Regions from separate parts of the Homo sapiens genome. Here region 2 is linked to region 1. Evidence: chromatin loops called from intact Hi-C (ENCODE). Cell type or tissue: Caco-2. All regions are shown on one strand. Each heading gives the region's core, and the rest is flanking DNA. Links, peaks and the distances in the headings are about the cores only. Region 1 has its middle 30 kb from the start of TRC-GCA2-1. Region 2 has its middle 22 kb from the start of SPRY1.

Evidence for each region. A loop is a pair of places that touch in the nucleus more often than their neighbours do. Peaks named below come from ENCODE experiments on the same cell type or tissue, not always from the same donor. Only the 100,000 strongest peaks of a DNase experiment are listed, where the experiment ranks them.
Region 2: it touches region 1 in a loop (4-fold over the local background); 6 of 110 quality-filtered maps call a loop at or near these places.

What each region holds. Positions count from the first base shown.
Region 1 is chr4:123,477,725-123,480,649 of GRCh38, reverse strand. No RefSeq gene overlaps it. Among named protein-coding and RNA genes, the nearest start is that of TRC-GCA2-1, 30 kb to the left of the region's middle. In Caco-2, for the core only: no CTCF peak of the experiment used is centred there; DNase peaks (open chromatin) are centred at 559 and 1,679.
Region 2 is chr4:123,417,135-123,420,059 of GRCh38, reverse strand. No RefSeq gene overlaps it. Among named protein-coding and RNA genes, the nearest start is that of SPRY1, 22 kb to the right of the region's middle. RefSeq lists an enhancer at 1,196-1,753. In Caco-2, for the core only: no CTCF peak of the experiment used is centred there; a DNase peak (open chromatin) is centred at 1,419.

The DNA of each region.
Region 1 (2,925 bases), core at 216-2,715:
CAACATGGCGAAACCCCGTCTCTACTAAAAATACAAAAAATTAGCCAGGCGTGGTGGCAGGCGCCTGTAATCCCAGCTACTTCAAAGACTGAGGCAAGAGAATCACTTAAACCTGGGAGGCAGAGGTTGCAGTGAGCAGAGATTGAGCCATTGTACTCCAGCCTGGGCAACAAGAGCAAGACACCATCTCAAAAATAAATAAATAAATAAATAAATAATAAAATAATTAAAAAATAAAAAATAAATTAGCTGGGCGTGGTGGCACACGCCTTTAGTCCCAACTACTTGGGAGGCTGAGGCAGGTGGATTGCTTAAGCTGGGGAGATCAAGACTGCAATGAGCCATATTTGTACCACTGCATTCCAGCCTGGGCAACAGAGCAAGACCCTGTCCCCGAAAGCAAAACAAACAAACACAAAAACCAACCACAATAATAGACACTAGCATGATTAAGCAATAAATGCTTTTTGCAGGAAAGTAGACTTGCTATGCCACTTACTAGCTGTGACTTAGACCAAACCCCTTCACCTCTCTGAGCCCTTGTGGTGGCCTCTTCTGTCAGCTGAATCTAATAACACTTGTGCTGTTTACTCATGGGCTATTGCGCAAGTCAAATGAGAAGACCTATGTGAAGGTGCACTGTAAGTTGCAAACCCCTAAATGAAAAAGATCCTGTGTAAGTCATTCCCTTACCAACCAAGCTTGCTTTGGTCGATTGGAAATTTTACAGGGCCACAGGATAAAATGTATTAGGAAGAACTGGTGTACAATCGTGATTATCGATTAACTTGTATTCAATCGTAATGCCTTAAACCAACTCATTTTGAAAACCTCTAAATACAAATAAATCAAGGCAAAACCAATCAGCATTTTTGTCAAAAAGAAAAAAAAAGATTGGCAGGAAACAAAAGCTATACCAAATATAAGAAGTTGCACATGCCTTCTTAATCTCCTACTGGGAGCAGGAAGTGAGTGAATGAAGGTTCATACTCCTGAGCACCCAGTTTCCCCAGCTATATGCACATCATAATATCCCTCAAAACTCCATTAGCTACTCCTCTGTTACAATTCCAGAATCACACAGCAGTTCCTATGCTCCTATATAGTAATTCAAAAATACAGACCTTTGGTCATTTCTCAGCCTTTTGGCTAAGATCAAGTGCAAAAATATACACATTTTACACACACACACACACAATTTAAGAACACATTGTAGAAATCGATCACAGCTATTACTCCTTTTTTTTTTTTTTTTGTTAACAATTCAATAGAATTACAAGAGGAAGAAGGAATGTCATTATGAACCTGGGTGTCTGAGAGGGCCAGAGAAGGACTGAGGGCAAACAGAAAGCTATGCTATCAGGAGGAATTTACACAGGTAGTCAGGTTTCTGAGTATGCAGAGGAAAGAAGTTTCAGTTGGATCACATTCAACAGGACATGAGCCCGGAAGGACTGCTTTAGTCTTATGATGTAAAAAGAAGTTATATAAGTTGAACAAATGCTCCTCTCTTTCAGGAATGTCTTACACAAGTTGCACAAACTGTCAGAAGCCTCAGGGAAATAGCCAGTGGTAAAAATGTTTGTCCAGCACTCAGCTGACAGGCACGCATTGCAAAAGTGTCCCTGGTATTTATTACCCTTGCCCTGCCCCCAACATATGCACACCACAGTACAGCAACGGGGCTGCAAGCGAACCACATCAAAGTGGAGCCTCACTCCCCTTTTGCCCTTCTGAGTTCCAGCCAGCCGATCAGGCCTGCTGTGCGGAGGTGAGCCTTTGAGAGGTCTTCCTCGTTCCTCCCTAGGCTAGACCTGTTCTAAACACAAACAGAGGGCTCCATCTCCACCACGGTTCATCTGATAAAAGTCACATTGTTCAAAGCCACACTCAGAAAAGCATTATAAATTGTACTACAGGAATAGCTCCTCATCAGCAGAAAGATAGCTTAAATAACCTAATAATTCCTATCTCTAATGCTGTGATTCTTTAGAACTGTTCAAGGGAAGAAATTCCCATTGGGCTGAAAAGATGGAAGGCATGGAGAAAAAAATAATAAAACATCTTTTCAAATCATTGGACCTTGTATATTTGCCCCCACCCTAAAAATTGGATCTTCGTTTACAGAAAATGACTATGGAGCATGCCACAAGTGAAATCCAAATTACCCTTTCCAGCTTGCTTTGGTGTGATAAAACGCATTCCAATTTTTTGTGTTGTAAAAGTCCAGAAAGATTACCACATTTCCCTCACAAGTGTCATCCAGGATATATTTGCACAAGTGTTATTTAAAGGTTGAGTTGATTGGATTAATGGAGCAGGCACCTCCACCATAAATGGAGGGCTTGTTAATCTAATCCTTACCTCCTCCTTCAAAAAGGCTACTGTTTCTGTCTTGTGTGTCTGAGAGAATGGTCCACATGAAGAGAATACCAACAGTAATAACAACCTGTACCGAGCGCTCCCTATGTGCAGACGCCACTTTATGCATCCTGCATTGATCAAATCCTTTACTCCTCACAGCAGCCTCAGAGGCCGGGCTGTTGTTGGCCCCATGCTTCCTTCCTGTGCACGTCTCACAGCTGGTGACACACGGTTTTTCCCTCATGCAGTGTTCTCTCTGTGGCCTGGCATCTGTGGCCATTGTTCACAAGGACGTCAGCCACCACTTCTTCACGTCACAGGATGTAATGTCTCTGCTTCTAAACCACAAGGTTTCCCCACTTTTCTATTTTTGTAAGTCAGTACAGATGCTGCCTTTCTGGGAGTTGTTTTTCTGGGAATTTGGACCTTCTTTTTTCCTAGGCTGTACTCACATACTGTTGTCATTCATCTTCCAGCCACATCTAGTATCTAGTGCAGCTGGATGAATGAGTTTTCCAACTAGTGGCTAATTGTGCCCTAGGGCAGCATTTTATAAAAATA
Region 2 (2,925 bases), core at 323-2,822, 61 kb after region 1:
ACACCCATCTTTAGTAGAGATGGGATTTCACCATGTTGGCCAGGATGGTCTCAATCTCTTGGCCTTGTGATCCGCCTGCCTCGGCTTCCCAAAGTGCAGTGGCGTGAGCCACTGCGCCCAGCCTAGTCCTTAACGTTTTTATCAAGAGTGCTGCCTACACATTTCAATTGTAGATGTATTAAAATTGAGATTACTCATTTTTTCCAAAGAATGTGGGAAAGCGATTGCCATAATCTCCTTAAGGACAAGGTCTCCATCATCCTTCCACCTCTAGTGCTGGGGCCAGGATGTGGGGCAGAGTAGGTGCTTGGTAACTGTTGAGGATTTAATGAATCAATCAATCAGTACTCCTACACACCTACCTTGTCACAGGTGGACACAATATGTTTCACAGAGAAGAGTGGTCTAAAAATATTTATTCCAAGTATTAAGGTAAACACCCTATCACTACCCAAGACACAATAAAAGGGCAATAAAACATTGTTTTCTACACGTTAAGCACCTGAAATCTTTTTTTTTTTAATTTGAGTTGGAGTTTCACTCTTGTTGCCCAGGCACTTTTGTTGCCAGGCTGGAGTGCAATGGCGTGATCTCGGCTCACTGCAACCTCTGCCCCGCTGGCTCAAGAGATTCTCCTGTCTCAACCTCCCAAGTAGCTGGGATTACAGGTGCCCGCCACCACGCCCAGCTAATTTTTGTATTTTTAGTAGAGATGGGGTTTCACCATGTTGGCCAGGCTGGTCTCGAACTCCAGACCTCAGGTGATCCACCCGCCTTGGCCTCCCAAAGTGCTGGGATTACAGGCATGAACCACAGTGCCCAGTCCCTAAAACCATTTCATAAGAATATTTGTGGCTAATGATTAAATGTAATGGGAAATAAAGCCTTTTTAAGCTGAAGCTATTTTAACAAACAGGAGAATTCTAGAGTTGAATTATGTGTAAAACACAAAAAGACCTTGAATAAATGTCAACAAGTTATGAAAATTGTTCACCTCATAAAACATATAGATTTACAGCCTGAGTCAAAATGCATGGCTTAAAATGACGCTGTTTCTCTAGCATCTTCCAGGGAGTGCTTTCTTGGTTACTCTTCAGTGTTTTAATAATACTCTTTTTTCTTCTGCTTTTTAAAACTTTTGTGCTGTCAGATATATATGATACTCCATGCCACCTTGCTAATGCTAAGACAGCTATTGTATCCATAAAACCACTGCACAGTGTCTAAATCAGGAGCTGAATATGTTCTTCTACCTTTTATCGGCTCTAAAAAATGCAGAGCAAACATTATCTATTGTTAATTACCTGTAAAGTAGGGCTTTAGCCACTTCCCCTGTTTCTAAGAGCCCTGAAGTGAAACCTAAAAGAAGTCACCCATTGTTTTCAATTGTGCAAGGGCCAGGAGCAAACAGGGCTCAAATTGCAGCTCTGAAAGGCCACAGGAAATTGGCATACCACTAATCTGCACTCAACTATTCAAAGAAACAAAGCCTGCATTCCTGCTGAAAAACTCACCAGCAGAAACCCAAGGCAGATCTGTTCAGTAAGGACCACAGAATAAATCTGCAGAAATAAAAGTTTTTAATTAGAGTGCCATGAGACCTGGCTCTAGTTTCCTAGCTCTGAGAGTAACACACATCGTTTAGATTTCTACGTAGTCTTCCCAATTTTCTCCAAAATGAGACTACATAATTAGAATCCTTCCTGTTTAATGATGTCAGCAGGGATGGGGTTGGAGGAGATAATAAGAGGTCAACTGTTCACTATAGATAGCTGAGTTATAATAAACTAGAGTACTGAAATAATAAAAATGTAAGGGGATTTAAATTTACTTTTGTGTATTTGGGCTTTAAACATTCCCTGTAAACACAACAACGTTGTTTCTAAAGCATAGGAGTTGAATACAGTTAAGAAATTGGCCAGATTATCTTTCATATGGAACAGAGCAATTTAAAATGAGCTTCCTATAACATTCAAGTATGAAAATAAGGATTGTTTTTTTCAACTGGATATTCCATCACAGCAAAAGTCATGAGCCAAACCCTGATGCTTCAGCTGGTTTGGCCCATCTGCTTGATCTTACATAGTGAGAGCAGAATGAACTAACAGAATCAGGGAGTTTAGGTTCTAGTCCTAACTTTATCAATAAATGTGAAAATCATAATCCTCCCTGTGTTAGATTTTATCTGCAAAACTAGGCTAATAACTTGGCCCCTCTTTCACTCGTAAGTATGTCAAAAGCCCAATATGTTATAACCTAGGTACTTACAGAAAATGTGTGCAATATACAATCTGAGATATTACTGTATTTACTAATAATAGTGCTTTGAGTGATAGATTCCATAATATTATAGATCTATCCCCAAGACCATTCAAAAGTATTTACAGCCATAGTACATATGAAAAAAAAGAATGTTTTGAGGGGTTTCATGCCTATGCCAAGTTCAGCAAGAAGAGTAAACAATAGTTTAGTATCCAGGAGAAAGAGCATTAGCATCTAAGAAGCTGGGAAGGGCCCTGGCATTTTTTTTTTTTTTACTTTTTTAATTACTCTTAAGGATACTTTGGACGCTTAACAGAGAAGACCAAGTGGTTTGCATTATCAATAACTAAAAATACATTAGTAAAATGAAGGAGGAGTTGATTCCAGGCATTTCCATGTCAGGCCTATCTATTTGGGATGTTATAGAAAGGATGCATTATTATATCCCGTGAGAGGTGAGCCAATTCCACAGCCTTGAACATCTGTCTCCTCTAGTGCCAGAGGTTTTACTGCCACAATTCTTAAAATTAGTCTCCCCTGGAAACCTTAACATGATCAATGATATTACTGAAATTCTCTGCAGCAGATAATTACATATCTTTTTTAGAATTCTATTTACTAGTATTTGCTAGACAAAAATGACTTTAGGCAGGAGACACATCA